Regions from separate parts of the Homo sapiens genome. Here region 2 is linked to region 1. A link is a contact called in ENCODE Hi-C data. All regions are on one chromosome and are shown on one strand. Each heading gives the region's core, a stretch centred on a gene start or an enhancer-like site at or near the end of the contact. The rest is flanking DNA. Distances are from core to core; before and after follow the strand shown.

The links. Hi-C counts contacts between places; a loop is a spot of excess contacts on that map. Pooled maps may share reads with other maps.
Region 2: a loop to region 1 is called in a pooled map, with 13 times the contacts of the local background. The contact joins two enhancer-like sites. A Hi-C loop is called at or near these places in 2 of 37 single-sample maps with no recorded cell type and 4 of 50 pooled maps.

Annotation. Positions count from the first base shown.
Region 1 is chr10:70,353,799-70,357,595 of GRCh38, reverse strand. The region is part of intron 2 of LRRC20 (leucine rich repeat containing 20); the gene reads left to right. Among named protein-coding and RNA genes, the nearest start is that of LRRC20, 27 kb to the left of the region's middle. RefSeq lists enhancers at 1,721-1,930, 2,151-2,250. Within about 2 kb of position 2,020, at least 7 of the 41 ENCODE cell types and tissues checked have a DNase peak (open chromatin) inside an H3K27ac peak, as active enhancers do.
Region 2 is chr10:70,575,001-70,578,923 of GRCh38, reverse strand. No RefSeq gene overlaps it. Among named protein-coding and RNA genes, the nearest start is that of PRF1, 26 kb to the left of the region's middle. RefSeq lists an enhancer at 2,452-2,581. Within about 2 kb of position 2,508, at least 13 of the 41 ENCODE cell types and tissues checked have a DNase peak (open chromatin) inside an H3K27ac peak, as active enhancers do.

The DNA.
Region 1 (3,797 bases), core at 771-3,270:
AATAAATGCAATCCAGAGGTCATTTCTCTCCTCCAGGGATGACAGAGCTGAAGCACATCTTTGTCAGATTCTCAAATAAAAGTAATACTTTTGCATCCTCATAGCAGCATCTCTTACTTACTGAGCACAAACTACCTGCCAGGCACTGTGCTAAGAGCCTTGCAGACGTTTTATTTCATGCTCAGAACCACCTGTTCGTTGGATCCTGTTGTCCTCATTTCTTTTTGAGGTATATTCAAATACTGTAACGTTTACATTTTAAAATATACAATGCAGTATTTATTTGTATATTCACAAGATTGTATAACCATCACTGCTGTCTAATTCTAAGCCATTTTCATCACCCAAAAAAGAAACCCTGTACCATGCGGAGTCCTTTCCCATTTCCTGATCTCCGCCCAGCCCCAGGCCATTACCAGTCTACTTTCTGTCTCTATAGATTGCCTCTTCTGGACATTTTATGTAAATGGAATCATGCAACATTTGTCCTTTTGTGACTGGCTTCCTTCACATAGCAAAATGTTTTCAAGGTTCATTCATGTTGCAGCCCATGTCAGGATTTCATTCCTTTTTATGGCTGAATAATATTCCATTGAATGGATATATGACATGTCCTTTATCTGTTCATCAGCTGATGGACATTTGGATTGTCTCCACTTTTCAACTATTGTGAAAATGCTGCTGTGAACATTTATATACAGGTGTTTTTTTTTGTTTTGCTTTGTTTTTTGTTTTGTTTTGTTTTGAGGTGGAGTCTCATTCTGTTGCCCAGGCTGGAGTGCAGTGGCGCGATCTTGGCTCACTGCAACCTCCGCCTCCTGGGTTCAAGCAATTCTTCTGCCTCAGCCTCCTGAGTAGCTGTGACTACAGGCACCTGCCACCACACCCTGCTAATTTTTGTATTTTTAGTAGAGACGGGGTTTCACCATATTGGCCAGGCTGGTCTCAAACTCCTAACCTCGTGATCTGCCCGCCTCGGCCTCCCAAAGTGCTGGGATTACAGGTGTGAGCTACTCTGCCCAGCACTACATACAGGTTTTAAAACTTTATTTATTTGTTTTTATTTTTTTGAGACAAAGTCTCAAAAGGTCTGGCTCTGTTGCCCAGGCTGGGGTGCAGTGGCATGATCTTGGCTCACTGCAACCTCTGCCTCCCAAGCTCAAGCGATCCTCCCACCACAGCCTCCCAAGTAGCTAGCTGGGACTACAGGCATGCACTACCACACCCAGCTACTTTTTGTATTTTTTATAGAACCAGGGTTTTACTGTGTTGCCCAGGATGGTCTTGAACTCTTGAACTTAAGTGATCCTCCCACCTTGGCCTCCCAAAGTGCTTGGGTTACGGGCGTGAGCCACCATGCCCAGATTGCATACAGGTTTTTGAAAGAGCTCTTGTCCTCACTTTACTGAAGAAGAAACTGAGATTGGAGTTAAGTAACTTGCCTGAGGTCCCACAGCAAGAAAGAGTTGGCCCAAGAAAGGATTCAATTTGGATTCTGAGAAGAAGATATTGCTTTCTAGGTCTCTTGTGTGGTTAGAAGTTATTCTGACTGAGTATGATAGCCACTGGCTGGAGGGCCTCATGCTCAGCTTTCTTCTCTGAGGCCAACTCTCTGTAGCACATTATTTCCTAGAGAGGCAGGGGCTTCTGCAGCAGGACGTGAGAAGGCACCTCTGAGATGCAGGATTCGTGTGTGCGTTTGTCAGAGGGGTGTCCACACAGCCCTCTGAGCGTGCGGCTGCTCTCCCCAGCAGCTCCCGTGAGCTTTGCCCTGGCAGGACTTTAGCTCTGTTCCCTATGTCCCCATCAACACCCATCTCCACTGATCCAGGTTTTTGGGCGTTTGAGGAAAAACATACCCCAAGGGTCACTGCATGTTGGGGATGTTCCTTTCTTTAAACTGGAGATATTTGTAAGAAGTCATTAAGTGCTTGTAAAACTCTTGCACAATATACAAGTCCATGAAATAGGAAGTGAAAGAAAAAAATCCCCCTAAACCCACTGGCACTTTCAAGTTGAGTGGTTTCCCCACGTCTCAGAAGACGCGCCTTCCCGAAGTGCCTTTCTGCCCTTCTCTTCCCGACAACCCTCCCGGGCCCAGTAGCTGTGTGTGCTATTGCGGTGGGACTTTCTGGACGTATGTGGTCCTCGGTGAGCTCTTCCTCCCATGCCCTTTTCTCTATAAGGGGCATGAGACAGGAAACAGGCTCAGAAACATTGCTCTAGAGATCGGGAGTAAAACACCCCCAAAGACCTGAAAGTGGTTGTCCCTGGGGGAGGGGATTTGTCAAGAGGGAGCAAGTCCGGCTGCTTTTTGTCTTAAGCCTTTTAGAGCCAGCCAGCTCTGTAAGCACTACAACAAACAGCTTTGTTAAAGTGATGCCTAATTGTGCCCAGTGATGCACGGCACGATCCCTTGATGAGCAGTTGTTTTGCTCGCTGTCTGCATCCTGTGTGTCCCTACTTTGGAAATTGAGTGACATTTCAGAGACTGGCAGCTCAAGTCATGGGGGGCTCCTGTTTGACAGAGGGCTGTCTGAAGAGCCTTTGTTTAGTAGAATCATGGAGTCAGAGGATGTCTGGTCTGGTTGAGACCCCAAATCATCTAGTCCAAACCCTCATTTTACAGATGAGGGGACAAGGCCCATGAAGAAGTAGTGTCTCTGAGCTCCCCCTGGCTGATAGTGGAGGGGCTGGGATAAGAATTAGGCCTCCTGAGTTACAGCCCAGGGCGGCCTCCACACCGAGGGTCACGTGTGCCTCTGAGTACCAGAAGCATGAACAAAGCGAGAGAAGAGAGTGAAGAGACTCTGTCTCTGCTGCTCTGTCCTGAAATAGTCTGCTCAGAGGGGAAGCAGGAGGAACCCAGGGCACAAAAAATTTCCATGAGCGTGTAAACCTCATGCCCTTAGGCAGGCAGGAGCAGCCAGCACTCAGTTACTGTCATTACCACCCCATTATCATCATCAATACAGGAAGCAGCTACATCAGGAGGAGGCCTGGCCCCTCTAGGCCAGTGATGCTTCAGCTAAAACACAGATGCCTGGGCCTTACCCCCAGAGTTTCTGATTCTGTGGGACTGGGGTGGTGCCTGAGAATGTGCCTTTCTGACAAGTTCTGGGGTGATGCTAATGCTGTGGGTGATGCTGATGCCCTTGGAGAACCACTGCACTGGAGTAGCCCTTGCTACTTAGTGTGGTCCTTGGACCTGCTGGGTGGAAATGCAGACTCTTACGCCCCACCTAGACATGTGGCATCAGAATCTGCACGTTGGCAGTGTCCCCAGGTGTCACACTTTAGTTTGAGAGGTGATGGTATGGTGCAGAGTTCACCTGGCTGCACGTTAGAGTCACCCAGGGAGCTTTTACCCTCCCTTCCATTCCCAAGCCCCAGCCCCCACTAATTAAATCAGACTCTCTGGGAGAGAGACTTAGGCATCAAGAGTCTATAGAGCTCCCAAGGTGGCTCCTGGTTGTGGCCAAGTCCTAGAATCCACAGTGGCAGCTGCAAGGGGCCTTGGAGATGATCAGTTGCAATTTACCAAGATTTGAAAACTAAGGGCATAAGGACCCAAGGTCCCACAGACAGTAAGTGACAAATCCAGGCTGTTGATACCCTGATGACTCTTTCACCAGCTCTTTCAACTCTAAGTCCCCTTTTATATAGTTCCATGGGAACTGCAATATACTAGTGTTCCCAGGGAACCCATTGTAAATCATGGAAGATCTATCTGCTCATTGGAAACCCACCACCTCCCAATCTGTTTCAGCATGGCAGGCTGTCCTGAATGCGGGTTA
Region 2 (3,923 bases), core at 1,259-3,758, 220 kb before region 1:
ACTAATCTGGAAAAGTCGAGTTAAGGTAAAAATAAAAGACTTTCTTTCTTATCAGATTGGCAAAAATTAAAAGGATTGGCGACCTCAAATGTTAAGGCAGGAATGGGGAAATGGATACTTTCATAAACTGTGAAAGGCTATGAGTGTTTAATTCAGCTTAGATGCCGTCATTTAGTTCAAAGAAAGAATAACAATTACTTTTGAAGGGCAAAGACACTGTGCAGGTTTGTTGATGGTGAGGTGGGCGGATGTGGGAAAAGGAAAGAATAGCCAAGAGGGGGTGCAAAGTGAAACTCAGAAGGCCCATAGATAATCTACCAGTGTGACTCAGAGAACACAAGCCATTTCCCATTCTTGTGGCTGTAGAGGGGAACCTCTTGAAAGTACACAGGGGTTTAAATAACATCAAGTCAGAGAACCACAAGAATTTGACGGAGGGCTTTCAAAGTCATCATGCTTTCCCCTTAGTCTCCTCCCCGAGTCACCCCAGCCTGGGCACTCTTCCAGGATCTACCTTTCTCTCCTCTCAACCTGTCATCGAAAATGGCAGAGAGGATTACCATATCCAGCCCTGAAACAAGCAAGGATTTGGCATCAGACACGGGTATCTCTAGCTGTAAAATAACACCTTGTGGTATTGTTGGAGGGTTGAACGAGATGATGACTGTAAAAGAAACCAGATATAATGCTTGACAAAGTAAGTAATCTAATAAAGGACATCATAAAATAAGCAAAGGTTATTGATCTGAAGCTAGGTCAGCTCCAGCATAGACTGAGACACACAGGAATGGAGAGGACAGGCTCTAAGACAGCATGTATATCTAATGGTATTTTAAAGCTAAAAAATAAATGCAACATATATGATAAAGTTATCATCTTAACAAATCAATAGGAAAGGGGTCAAGTGTGGTGGCTCACCCTGTAATCCCAACACTTTGGGAGACTGAGGTGGGAGAATCACTTGAGCCCAGAAGTTCAAGACAAGCCTGGCCAACATAGTGAGACCCCATCTCTACAAAAAAAAGAAAATTCAAAAATTAGCCGAGTGTGGTGGCATATGCCTATAGTTCCAGCTCTGGAGGCTGAGGTGGGAGAATCACTTGAGCCTAGGAGGTCGAGGGTGCAGTGAGTTATGATTGCACCACTGCACTCTAGCCTGGGTGATAAAGTAAGACCCTGACCCAGAAGCAGCATAGAATTTAAAAAAGAAAAAGAAAAGAAAAGAAAGAGAAAGGGAGAAAGGGAGAAGAAAAGGAGAAAGGCAGAAAGAAAGAAAAAGAGAGAGAGAGAAAGAAAGAAAAAGAGAGAGAGAGAAAGAAAGAAAGAAAGAAAGAAAGAAAGAAAGAAAGAAAGAAAGAAAGAGAGAAAGAGAGAGAGGGAGGGAGAGAGGAAGGAAGCGAGGAAGGAAGCGAGGAAGGGAGGGAGTGAGGGAAAGAGAAGGAGAAAGAGAAAGAGAAAGAAAGAGGAAGGAAGGAAGGAAAGAATGAAAGAAAGAAAAGAAAGAAAGAAGGAAGGAAAGAAAGAAAGAAAAGGAAGAAAGAAGAAAGAACAAAAAGAAAAAAGGAAGAGAAAGAATGAAAGAAAGAAAAAGAGGAGGAAAGAAGGAAGGAAACAATGAAAGAAGGAAGGAAGGAAAGAAAAGAAAGAAAGAAAAGGAAGAAAGAAGAACAAAAAGAAAGAAAGAATGAATGAAAGAAAGAAAGAGAGAGGAAGGAAGGAGAGAAAGAGAGAGAAAGAAAGAAAGAAGGAAAGGAAGGAAGACAAACGCCCAAACAAAAAAGTCAGCAAAGGACATAAACAATTCATAACAGAAAAAAAAATGGCCAAAACACATGAAAAAAATCCAACTTCACTATTAGTTAAAAAGAAATAAAATTGAACAAATATGAGATTCCATTCTGAGTCATAAAACTGTGGGCAGTGCTAGCAAGGCTGGGAAAGAGCATGCCCACTCACTGCTATCTGAGACTCTGAAACAGGGCATTTCTAAAGGACAAACTGAAGGTACACATGGAAAGCCTTCAAAATGAAGCTTCCCTTTGTTTAGGAGATAACCAGAGGTTTGCACTTCCATCCACAGATTTGGAGGCACCAACCCAGATGGCTACAGCCTCCTCCATCCACAGGGAAGATTAAGCAACAGTTCCCTGACCCATGACCACCATCGTGGACAGGACCTGCCCCCTCTCTTGAGATGGCAGCATAGGGCAGGGCAAGAACCAGCTCTTAGTCTGCTGGAACTGTACCATGTGAAGCTGGAAACCAGGGTGGTCATTTTCACCAAGCAGTGCCACAGCAGTGCCGGCCTTCAGAGACAAAGCAGGTGCCCAGAGAGGCTGAGACAAGGCAGAGGGTGGGTTGTTCAAGTCTGTGCAAGAAAGCTATTTGGCGAAACACCTGTGAAGAACAAAGGAGGAAACAGAAGGCAACAGGAAGGGCCTTCAAACCACAGTGTGGCTCTAATACCCACAAAAAGAGAGAGGGAAAGAGCCAGAGAAATAAAATCCTAAGCCCCTCAACTGACCAAATGGACCACCTCTTGGCCTAGGGGACCCCCGAGAAACCTTAAAAATGGAGTTCCCGGACATGATGGAACAGGAGGTTGGACAGGCCTCATTATGCCCCCTCCCCCCCTAACCATTAGGCTTTCTTCTCTAAGGGTTAAACAGAAACCACTGCTTCACGCTGGTACCAACCAACTGCCTAACACAGCCCCTCCCCTTTTGCAGCTTGACACAGCAACCGCTAAGCAGTCCCTCCTGATAAAAAAAAAAAAAAACCCTGGCCACAGAGTGGTTCTGGCCAGTCTCCAGAAGCTGCACCCAGAGGGCCTTCGTGTCCTCTGCTTCCCGTTTTAATGTAGAGGGCCTAACTGTAATATGTTTAAATGTTAAGTCTCCACCCCAAAGTGAATCTGGGACACGTGTTACATACATGTTACCCTACTACGAATGCCCTTGCCTCCCCTTTGTGAATATTCATTGCTGCTCCTATAACCTGTTGAATATGTATATCTGGACACCCTATTCAGCGTAAATCCCTGTCTTATTCTCCCCACCTTCGAAGTGTCTGTTTCTGGCTTCTGGCCAGAGGCTACGTTTCCCAGCCTGTCAGAATGACCACCCAGCAGGTTGCAACCCTTTATGAGAAATAAAGCTCTCCTTTCCAAATGTGTATGAACCTCATCTTTCCTCAGTAGACACAACAAGCCTGACACTGCAGGATAGCTCTGGGCAACTCTTGGTCAGACCAATGGGGAGGCTCCCAGCCTCGCTGCAGGATGGAGGGGCAGACACAGCCAGCTCTATATCCCTGCCCTGCTCAGTCAGCAGCCTGTGGGTGGAGTGTGCTGGATGGGGGAGCAAGGCCTTGGCACGAACACTGTGTTGGATCCAGAGGTGCAATTGCTGGAAGGTGGTCCAACTGTTCTCTCTGCAGCAGCAGCAGGTTGTCCTGAGGGGAGAAGTGAGTGGTGCACCCCTATGGAGGACACAGAGGGAGCTTCCAGGACTCCCCGGGCAGCCTCCTAGTCCCAGTCCCTGCTGCATTCCTGCCATGGTCCTCTGCTGGTCATATATATATATATATATATATATATACACACACACATATATATATATATACACACACATATATATATATATACACACACATATATATATACATATATATATACACATATATATACATATATATATACACATATATATACATATATATATATACATATATATATATATATACACATATATATATATATATATATATATATTTTTTTTTTTTTTTTTTTTGAGATAGAGTCTCTCTCTTTCACCCAGGCTGGAGTGCAGTGGCGCGATCTTGGCTCACTGCAACCTCTGCTGCCTCAGCCTCCCGAGTAGCTGGGATTACAGGTGCCTGGCACTAATTTTTATATTTTTAGT